Linked DNA regions of Homo sapiens: region 1 is linked to region 2. A link is an interaction called in ENCODE POLR2A ChIA-PET data of the cell type or tissue named here. Cell type or tissue: Caco-2. All regions are shown on one strand. Each heading gives the region's core, and the rest is flanking DNA. Links, peaks and the distances in the headings are about the cores only.

Region 1 (5,379 bases), core at 83-5,082, 73 kb after region 2:
TGAAAGAGGCAAGAGAAAAATGACTTTTCACATACAAGGGATCCTCAATAAGATTAACAGCTGATTTGTCATCAGGAGCCATCGAGAAGGCAGGGGATGGGCATACTAAGAGTACAAGAGAAAAAAGTCTATGCCCAGCAAAACTGTGTATCAAAATGGGGAGTTGGGGGGTACAGTATGGAGAAAAGCACTGCCATAGGACAGCTGAGACTATGGCTGAGAAGGTGTCAGTGGACAGCATGGAGAAGGAGGCTTTTGCAGCAGCTGAGGAGCTGGCCACTCAGAAGCATGAACCAAGACTGCACAAATTCTGGGAGCTGCACCTGAAAGAGACTGAAGCTTGGAAATTAAATCGCCAAGAAGTTGTGGAGGACGATAAAAGACTTAAAACTACCTGCAAACTGGGAAGTTAATAAGGCTCATTTCAAATGGGAATTGCAGGAAGAAGGAGAAAAAAAAAAGAATGTTCACAAAAAGACTATGAGAAAAGATACAGAAAGATGGGAGAGGAAAAGGAAAAACTCCAATCTGGGATTTTTACATTATGCCACTTCCCAGTTACACCAGTATCATTTGTTGACCAAGCAGATCAAACCTGACATAGAAATATATTAAAAACTAAGAGAAAAATATGGAGAGGAGTTCTATACAACATCTAACAGCCTTCTTCATGGAACATATTTGCCTTCCACAGAGAAAACTGATAGGACAGAAAAGCAAATTGAAAACTGAGATGAATATAGCTGGAGACACCCTTAGGATGATGATGCAGATATCAACTACTAAACATTTAAAGAATTAACAACAATCCTTCTTAAACTCTTCCAAAAAAATGAAGCAGAGAAAAACTTTCTAACTAATTCTATGAGGTTAGCATTACCCTGATACCAAAGGCAGATAAAGACATCATTAGAAAAGAAAATTACAGACCAATATCCTTTATAAATATAGATGATAAAATCCTCAATAAAATATTAGCAGGTTGAACTCAACAGCAAATTAAAATGATCATTCACCATAACCAAGTGGAATTTATTCCAAGAATGCAGGGGTGATTACACATAAGAAAATCAATCCATGTAACACATCATATTAACAGAATGAAGGGGAAAAACCAAATGATCATTTCAGTTGACACAGAAAAAGTATTTAACAAAATCTAACCTTTTAATGATAAAAATTAAGAAAACTAGGAATAAAGAGACCATTTCCCAACACGATATAAAGCATTTATGAGAAAGCCACAGCTAGCAGGATATCAATGATGAAATACTGAAAGTTTTCCCCCTAAGATCAGGAACAAGAAAAGGATGCCCTGCTATTCAATATTGTAATGGAAGTTCTAACCAGAGCTATTCAACAAGAACAAGTAATGGAAGGCATCAGCTGAGAATGGTGGCTTATGCCTGTCATCCCAGCACTTTGAGAGGCCAAGGTGGGAGGATTACTTGAAGCCAGGAGTTCAAAACCAGCCAGGGCAAACTTTTCCTGAGGGAAAGTTTGGAACTTCTTAGAGATTGATTAAGTGGTTGTGATCAAAATGTTCATACAAATATAGACAGTAAAGGCCAAGCTGACATCTCAGATACAAATTAAGAATTTATTAGGAACTGGACCAAACCTTGTTAGTATAAACAAAGAACTGGCTGCATTGTCTCCATGCTCTAGGACTCTGTAGAAGGTCAAACTTAAGAGTAAAGACCTAGGACATCTGGTGGAAGAAATTTCTAAGCAGCAAAGCCTTCAAGAAGTGGCGTGGCTGCTTTTACCTGCTTACAATCAGTTCCAGCAGGAAAAGAATCACCTATGAACCCAAAATATCTGAGACAGGTCTCAAACAATTTAGAAAGTTTAATTTGCCAAGGTTAAGGACACGCCCATGACACAGCCTCAAGAGGTCCTGATGACATGTGCCCAAGGTGGTTGGGATACAGCTTGGTTTTATACATTTTAGGGGGACATGAGACATAATATGTGTAAGATGTGCATTGGCTCAGTCAGGAAAGGTGGGACAACTCAAAAGTGGGATGGGGGTGAGGGTGGGCTTCCAGGTTATAGGTAGATAAAAGACAAAAGGTTGCATTCTTTTGAGTCCTTGATCAGCCTTTCACTGAATACACAATTTAGTCTGAGCCAGGCATGGTAGCTCACACCTGTAATCCCAGCACTTTGGGAGGCTGAGGCGGGTGGATCACTCGAGGTCTCTCAGGACCTCTCACTCTCAGGAGTTTGAGACCAGCCTTGGCCAACATAGAGAAACCCCTATACTAAAAATACAAAAATTAGCCGGGCATGAGGGCATGTGCCTATAGTCCCAGTTATATGGGAGGCTGAGGCAGGAGAATAACTTGAACCTGGAAGGCAAGGGTTGCAGTGAGCTGAGATTGCACCACTGCACTCCAGCCTGGGTGACAGGGTGAGACTCTGACTCAAAAAAAAAAAAAAAAAAAAGAAAAAGAAAAAAAAAGTTTAGTCTGTCTCAGTGTATCTGCATTTTTACATAAACAATAGGGCACAGGAAGCAATCGGATATGCAATTGTCTCAGGTGAGCAGAGGGATGACTTCCTGTCCCACATCTGTGAAAATAAGCTATCAGTTTACATTGCCAGGGTGAAATTCAACAGAACTGTTTCAGGGTAAAGATCTTGAGGCCCACAAGAAATTTCCTTGTGGGCAAATTGTGAGGGAGATTTTTTTTTTATCTTTGTAGCTGTCTTATTTAGGAATAAAATGGGAGGTAGGTTCGCCTGACATAGTTTCCAGCTTGACTTTTCCCTTGGCTTAGTGATTTTGGAATCCGAGATTTATTTTCCTTTCACATTTTTTCTGTTTCTTTTTAAAATCTTTCAGAAAGAGCATTTTAGAAGAAAATGAGTCTCCAGTCTCAGGTTTTTCTGATCACTTATAGCTAGGATGATCTATTCTAGACAGGTAGGTCTCACATTATTAGAAAAGCTCATTTTTAGCAGGTTGTAAAGTATCATGTTCTACAAACAGAAAATAGGGACAGAAAGAAAGAAAACAACAAACAAATGAAAAGATAGAGCCATTTTTCTCTGAAGTTCATACATCAGTAGGCTGGCATATAGGTTGCTGTTATTTTCTTCTGAAGTTTAAGTTGTGTAGCTTCAGTTCACAGGGTTTTAAGAAAGCACAGCATAACTTTTAGTGATTTCAAATCACAAAAAATGGAAAAAAAGGAAGGAAAGAAGAAAAAAATTGAAAATATTATTTTGAATACCTGTACCCCCCCAAAATTTTTAAATTCAGTCCAAACTAGAAAATAATAAAAATTGAAAAATATTAGGCAAGACTAGAATCTAATAACAGGTACACTATAGTTCACTTTGAAAAATAATTTTTCTCTCTCCAGTCCCCATTTTCACTAAATACAAATCATAGGACAAATTTATGCATAAAATAAGTGTTAGTCTTATTATACTTGGCCTGTGTATTTGCATGAAGTCAGCAAGAATAATTATGTGCTGGCTGGGCGCAGTGGCTCACACCTGTAATCCCAGCACTTTGGGAGGCCGAAACAGGTGGCTCACTTGAGGCCAGAAGTTCAAGACCAGCCTGGGCAACAGGGAGAAAACCCATCTCCACTAAAAATACAAAAACTAGCCAGGCATGGTGGCACATGCCTGTAGTCCAGATATTCAGGAGGCTGAGGCATGAGAATCACTTGAATCTCAGAGGCAGAAGTTGCAGTGAGCCCAGATCGTGCCACTGTACTCCAGCCTGGGCAACAGAGCAAGATTCTGTCTCAAAAAAGAAAAAATTATTTGCCATATAGGCTCTTTAAAAAAAAAAAAACTGGCTTTGCTGGAACTTTATTCCATAAGAAATTTCAGATTGGACTTGAGCCTAGCCTGTACCTGCAGATACCTGTATTAATTGGGTGAATTCCCAAGATAATTTGAGTCTCCTGGGCCTATCAGAAAGTGACTTTTTTTTTTTTTTTGAGACAAAGTCTCACTCTGTCACCCAGGCTGGAGTGCAATGGTGCAATATCGGCTCACTGCAACCTCTGCCACCTAGGTTCAAGTGATTCTCGTGCCTCAGCCTCCCAAATAGCTGGAATTACATGCACATGCCACCATGCCCAACTCATTTTTTTATTTTTAGTAGAGATGGGGTTTTGCTCTGTTGGCCTGTTGGCCAACTGGTCTCAAACTTCTGACCTTAAGTGATCCACCCACCTTGGCCTCCCAAAGTGCTGGGATTACAGGTATGAGGCACCACAGCTGGCCCAGAAAGTGACATGCTTTACTTACCACACGTCAGGAAACTGTACAGGAACTGTGTGGAAAGGCATGAGGCCAGCTTTCCCAAGGGGCTTTTATGACTCTGTAAGTCAACTTTGATTCCTTAAAGCAGTTGATTTATATCTGAAAGTAAGCCATTCCAATCAAAGCCTTGGTAAAATAACCAGTGTCTTCAATTGTATCCTGTTACAAAAGAAAACAGATTCTTATTGAACTTATGCAAATAACTAGACTGCTATAAATTAAGTATACTTGCTAATAGTTTTCAAATTCTGGAGAATTCAGGTAGAGGAATATGCTTCAGATTTTGCTCACGGGAATTTAGTTTACCCAATTGTTAAAAGCTGTAAATAGCTCAAAGAAAAAGGGTTTTCTGGACTCAGAAACAAAAGAATTACCAATGTTTCAAACAAAGTCATAAAAAGATTATTTCAGTTTTCCATTAGTTTAGTCCATGTAATTAACTCCGGTTCTGCTCAATGTTTATGAACACATTAACTGTCTACAGGAGTCTTAGATGTTTCTCCTCTATTCTAGTGTCACAATCTCCCAAGTTATCAGAAACCTGCATTCAAAAGCACCTGTCAGAGTCATATAGCTATTTATAAAATCACCTTTTGAAAAGGATAAAAGTAGGCTGGGCACAGTGGCTCATGTCTGTAATCCCAGCACTTTGGAAAGCTGAGGTGGGTGGATCACTTGAGGTCAGGAGTTTGAGATTAGCCTGGCCAACATGGCAAAACCCTATCTTTACTAAAAATACAAAAATTAGCTGGGCATGGTGGCATGCACCTGTAATCCCAGCTACTTGGGAGGCTGAGGTGGAAGAATCACTTGAATTCGGGAGGCAGAGATTGCATTGAGCCAAGATTGCACCACTGCACTCCAGCCTGGGTGACAGAGTATGACTCTTTCTCAGAAAAAAAAAAGGATAAAAGTAAAACAACTGTGGATGACAAAACTCTTAGAACAGTCATAGTTAGACAGGACTGACAAGGAAATTTAGTTACTTCTGTGGCATACAACAATTTTACATGATAAGCATAATTACTACTGACAACATATACTAAGACTCATCCGAGGCCAGGCATGGTGGCTCATGCGTGTAAT
Region 2 (5,379 bases), core at 252-5,251:
GTGCTCTCTGAAACATGTGCTGTGTCCACTCAGGGTTGAATGGATTAAGGGCGGTGCAAGATGTGCTTTGTTAAACAGATGCTTGAAGGCAGCAGGCTCGTTAAGAGTCATCACCATTCCCTAATCTCAAGTACCCAGGGACACAAACACTGCGGAAGGCCGCAGGGTCCTCTGCCTAGGAAAACCAGAGACCTTTGTTCACTTGTTTATCTGCTAACCCTCCCTCCACTATTGTCCTGTGACCCTGCCAAATCCCCCTCTGCGAGAAACACCCAAGAATGATCAATTTAAAAAAAAAAATGAAAATCACAACAACAAGGCAGAAAGCTGTCTGGCCTCGCTTGATGTAAAAGGTAATGGTTTTCACCTACTGGAGGCCAACCAAGGGCCAGGAAGGGAAGAACCTGGCTAGCCCTGCGCAGAGATGGAAAGGATCATGAAGATTCTGAAAATAAAGCTCTGACTTCCAAGTCATGTTGTCTGAAATAGATTCATGGTTCTCTAGATTAGTTTCCCTTTTGTTATCCTTTACTAATATCTCAATCAGATATTCCATATTTTTATAGGGAATCTAACAAAAGCCCTGTGTCCACGTGAGAATCAGAGTGTTGAAGGAACAGTGTTTTCTTGAGGCCAGTGTGGTGAGGGAAACTGATCAGAAAAAGATGGATGAATTCCACAGGCACAGAGCCCGGGCCACAAAGTGGAGACAGCCCTTGATTTTCATTCCAGTGTGTTAACCTTAGAAATTTTGTGTTTTGTTTAATGAAGAAGAGGAAGCCTTACAAAATCATAGAGGATTTTGCTTGAAGAAGGCACATGTTCTAGCATATGGTCTCTTATAAAACAGAACTTTCAAGGTTTAACTCTTCCAGGAGACTCCCCAGGCAGTGAGGGGAAGTTCAGCAAAGCAGCCCCAACTCTGTTCCCTGAGTTTCTCCTTCCCTTGTTACCTCAAGAACTGAGGCCCACCCCAGGAATACAAAGTTCTTTCTTTCACGTTATGTTACAAATGTAGTCAAAAACTCCTCTTGCCTTTGCAGGGCAGAGACAGACTAGAATATTCAAAAGCCTTTCCGGGAGAGTAAGGGAAAATGAAGCAAACAGAAACTGCAGAGGCAGGAAAACAGGAAATTGAGATCTAGGCACATGGTTATATCGCCAGGATTATCTGGATTTAAATCATAGCTCTGACACTTACTGGCGATATAACCCTGTGCAAGTTACTGAACTTCCCTGAAACATAGTTTCCTCATCTATAAAATGGGTTAAAAAAGCCATGAGCCTGTTGCTGGGCGCAGTGGCTCACGCCTGTAATCCCAGCACTTTGGGAGGCCGAGGCCGGCGGATCACGAGGACAGGAGATCAAGACCATCCTGGCTAACGCGGTGAAACCCCATCTCTACTAAAAATACAAAAAAAAAAAAAATTAGTCAGGCGTGGTGGCGGGCGCCTGTAGTCCCAGCTACCTGGGAGGCTGAGGCAGGAGAATGGCATGAACCCAAGAGGCGGAGCTTGCAGTGAGCTGAGATTGTGCCACCGCACTCCAGCCTGGGCGACAGAGCGAGACTCCATCAAAAAAAAAAAAAAAAAAAAGCCATGAGCGTGATTTATTTAAAAAAAAATAATATAATAAAATTGGCCAGGTGCAGTGCCTTTCACCTGTAATCCCAGCACTTTGGGAGGCCAAGGCAGGTGGATCACGTGAAGCCAGGAGTTCAAGACCAGCCTGACCAACATGGAGAAACCGCATCTCTACTAAAAATACAAAACTCACCGGCCGTGGTGGCGCATGCCTGTAATCCCAGCTACTCGGGAGGCTGAGACAGAGAATTGCTTGAACCCAGGAGGTGGAGGTTGCAGTGAGCCAAGATCGTGCCATTGCACTCTAGCCTGGGCAACAAGAGCGAAACTCCATCTCAAATAATAATAATAATAAAATAATGGGTAAATTTATACCTATGTGTCTTAGTTTAGGTCCTCCAAGAAGTAGATGCCAAGAATCGGTGTAGACTTGCAGGATATTGGGGGAAATGCCTGCAAAAGGTAATTGGGAGGAAGCAGGAGGATGCTGAGGGAGCTGTCAGAGAGAGATGCACACCTGACCCCTGAGAAGGAGAGGAGGAAAGAAGAAAGGTTGGATAGGTCAGGCCTTAGGGTGCCACGTAGAATTCTCAGGCCAGAGTTGTCTGTCAGAGGAGTCCTATGTTTCATAAGAATGGACCTGCCATAATATCCCTGCCATGTGCCATCACTGGCTGGAAGCAGACCATGAGAAGCATGGCCTCAGAGCAAATGTAGTGATGTGTTTAGAACACAGCACCAGCCAATTGTATTCCCTACAGTAGGAGATTGGAGAGGCACATTCTCATGGTCCCACACATCTACTTCTACTCAGGGGACTGAGGAGCAGCTCCTCTATGGTTCCCACAGACCCTTCTTCCTAAAGGTAAACTTAGAAGGGCCAGGTTAGTGGAACATCACTACTGTTGATATCAGGCCTACAACTGGTACACATACTCTCCCTTCTCCATTCTAAATTCCCCTCACTGTTGAGGTGGGGTGTGACAGAGCAGGAGCACTGTCATCTCAGACAAATACCGCCACTTTAAGTTCCAGCTCCCTTTCTAGCCTCATACATTTCAAGGAAATCACTTCTCTTCTAACTACAAGCAGCCAGAAAGAGCAGACAGTAAAACACAGATAAGACAGCTCAGGCACAGAGGGAGGTGGGGGGAAAGTCTCTTGGGTAACTGCCAAACTTCACCCTTATACAATGGGCCCCAGTGAAACAGTGGGCCTTAATAAGCACATTCCTTTCCTTGCACTAAGATAGGGGAGCTAAAAGCAGACTTTGAGGGTATGCCTGCAGCTGCAGAAAGATGGGAGGGAAGAGACACACAATTCTCCCTCCCAGATAAGCACAACAAAGACACACAGAAGCAGTCCAAGCCTCTGATAAACTCTCCCACCCTGAATCCTGTAAGAGAGTGTGCCTCTGACCTAACTTGGCTAGAATGCTCCTCTCAGGTTTGTTTTCTCTAAAAAAAAAAAAAACCTGTCTTGACTGGTGAGCCACCTTTGGTGTTTCTTTCCTCTTTCTTTAATTCTTACAGGGTGTGGTGGCTCACACCTATAATCCCAATACTTAGGGAGACTGAGTCAGAAAGATCAGTTGAGGCCAGGAGTTTTAAGACCAGGCCAGCAACATAGTGAGACCCCATCTCTCCGAAAAAATAAAATAAGTTCCCTCTTTGTTATCTATAACCTTGGCAGGTCTTGGTGGCTTACCTGCCACCAAGGTGTGACCCAGCCTTCACTCCTGAAGAGTCTGGTAATCATGCCGTTGGTAATCACATCCTTCTCCAGCTGGAGTTGTGTAAGTGTCCATTTGAGAAGGCAAGGGAATACCAGGAGGTGTCCAACTGTGTCACTTAGATTTCACACATATTCCCTTCCTGTTCCCACTGTGTAAAAGCAGCCTTTCCTCCTTCTGCTGATCATGGTTAATTACCTCTGCCAATATGGTGACTCCTTTTCTCTCAGACTGGTTCCTAAACACAAGGAGCCTGAAATGCCTTGGTGGGAGGCATAGCTTATAGTTCGGTGGGACTCTTGACTGTATCTTTTGGCAAGAGTGCACCTTCTTTGGAGACCAGGACACCTCCAATTTTGCAGAGCTCAGAGTTGCATGGATATGAAATACAAAATCCCCCAGTGGGTCATTAGGAGTAAGGGTAAGTGGGGTTACTCCTGCTTGTACCCTTGGTTCCTAGACGCATGTATTCTTCCTCCTGGGGACCTAGCACAATATAAAGGTCTCTGTCTATATACTGCATCCTAAAGGATGGTGCCCCATCCTTTCAGAATGTTGCCACCAAGCTGGCACTTTAGCTGTGCCTTTAAATGGCTGGTCTAGCATTTTCTGAGACCATCTGCCCCTGGATGATGCTATGTGTGATGTGGCCAGTAGACAATATGATCATAGGTCAACTCCACACTTCCTTCACTGGGAAGTGGGTCTCATGTCTGGATGCTAATGCTCTGTGGGATTGTATGCTTGTGGAGCAGGCATTCCATAAGCCCCTGAATAGTGATGCTGGCTAAGGCATGAATGGTAGCAAAGACAAACCCATACCCAGAATAAGTCATTTGTCCTTCTAAGGATGAACCACTGGCCCTTTGTCTCAGTCTGTTCAGGCTGCTATAGCAAAATATCATAAAATGGGTACCTTATAAACAACAGAAATTTATTTCTTACAGTTCTGGAGGCTGGGAAGACCAAGATCAAGGCACTGGCAGATTCAGTGTCTGGTGAGGACCCTATTTTTCCATAGACAGATGTCTTCTCACTGTAACCTTACATGGTGGACGCCTTCCACCATGCTCTCTGCCAAACAAGCTCCCTTGGGCCCCTTTTATAAGGACATTAATCCCATTCATTTCTACCCTCATGATCTAATCACTTCCCAAAGGCTTCACCTATTAATACCATCACCTTGGGGGTTAGGATTTCAAAATTTTGAAGGGACACAAACAGTCAGACCATAGCACCCTTCCAGTATGAGAGATGCCCAATGTAGTTGACTTGTCACTAAGTGGCTGGTTGGTCTCAAGGAATAGTGCCACATCAAGGGCACACCATTGGTCTCTATTGCTGATAGCTTAAACATTCAGAAGCAGCAGTAGCCAGACTTCCAAGGCCTGCATTGTGATTCCTTCTTGGGAGCTTAACATAACCTTCATACTGCATCTTTTCCTACCACTGACATTTCCAACACCTTAGGGTCCTCCAAATCCTACTGGCAGGACAGCTCGCACCACAGCCTAAACCTACTGCAGAACCCTTTTCTTTTCCAGGTCCCATTGAAAGCTGGCAGCCTTCCATGTTGGGACAGAGCAATGTTCCTAGGTGTAGAATGTGTTGCTTCCAGATCCCAAAGAAGTCTGCTGGCACTGTACTTCCATCTTTATGGTAGGGGATACATGAGGTGCAATTCATTTTTTACTTTGGAAAGATATGCCAACAAACTTCTAATGATCCCTAAAAATTTCACTGAAGTTGTAGGTTCCTAAATCTTTTAGGGTGTCTCCCACCCTCTAGAGCACATCAGCATGCTATCAATGAAATGGATTAGTGTGATGGTTCTGCAAAATACACAGGTAGTCCAGATCTCATCAAATTATATTATGACAGAGGGCAGGGGCATTAACATAACCCTGAGGGCAAATTGTAAATGAATATTTTTGGCCATCCCATATGAATATAAACTGTTTCTGATCCTCTTTACTGATTGGAATTGAAAAGAATGCCTTTGTCGATGAGTTCATGTCCTTTACAGGGACATGGATGAAGCTGGAAACCATCATTCTGAGCAA

The links. Peaks named below come from ENCODE experiments on the same cell type or tissue, not always from the same donor. Only the 100,000 strongest peaks of a DNase experiment are listed, where the experiment ranks them.
Region 1: POLR2A ChIA-PET joins it to region 2 with 7 read pairs; 5 of 35 experiments call an interaction of 5 or more read pairs at or near these places.

What each region holds. Positions count from the first base shown.
Region 1 is chr9:35,010,487-35,015,865 of GRCh38, forward strand. It overlaps LOC105376025 (a long non-coding RNA gene), which reads right to left. Exons shown (of 4, transcript XR_929579.3): 3 at 4,279-4,452; 4 at 1,012-3,163. It also overlaps the pseudogene SYF2P2. Among named protein-coding and RNA genes, the nearest start is that of DNAJB5, 23 kb to the left of the region's middle. In Caco-2, for the core only: no CTCF peak of the experiment used is centred there; no DNase peak of the experiment used is centred there.
Region 2 is chr9:34,937,359-34,942,737 of GRCh38, forward strand. It overlaps a transcript of PHF24 not described here. Among named protein-coding and RNA genes, the nearest start is that of PHF24, 18 kb to the right of the region's middle. In Caco-2, for the core only: no CTCF peak of the experiment used is centred there; a DNase peak (open chromatin) is centred at 2,843.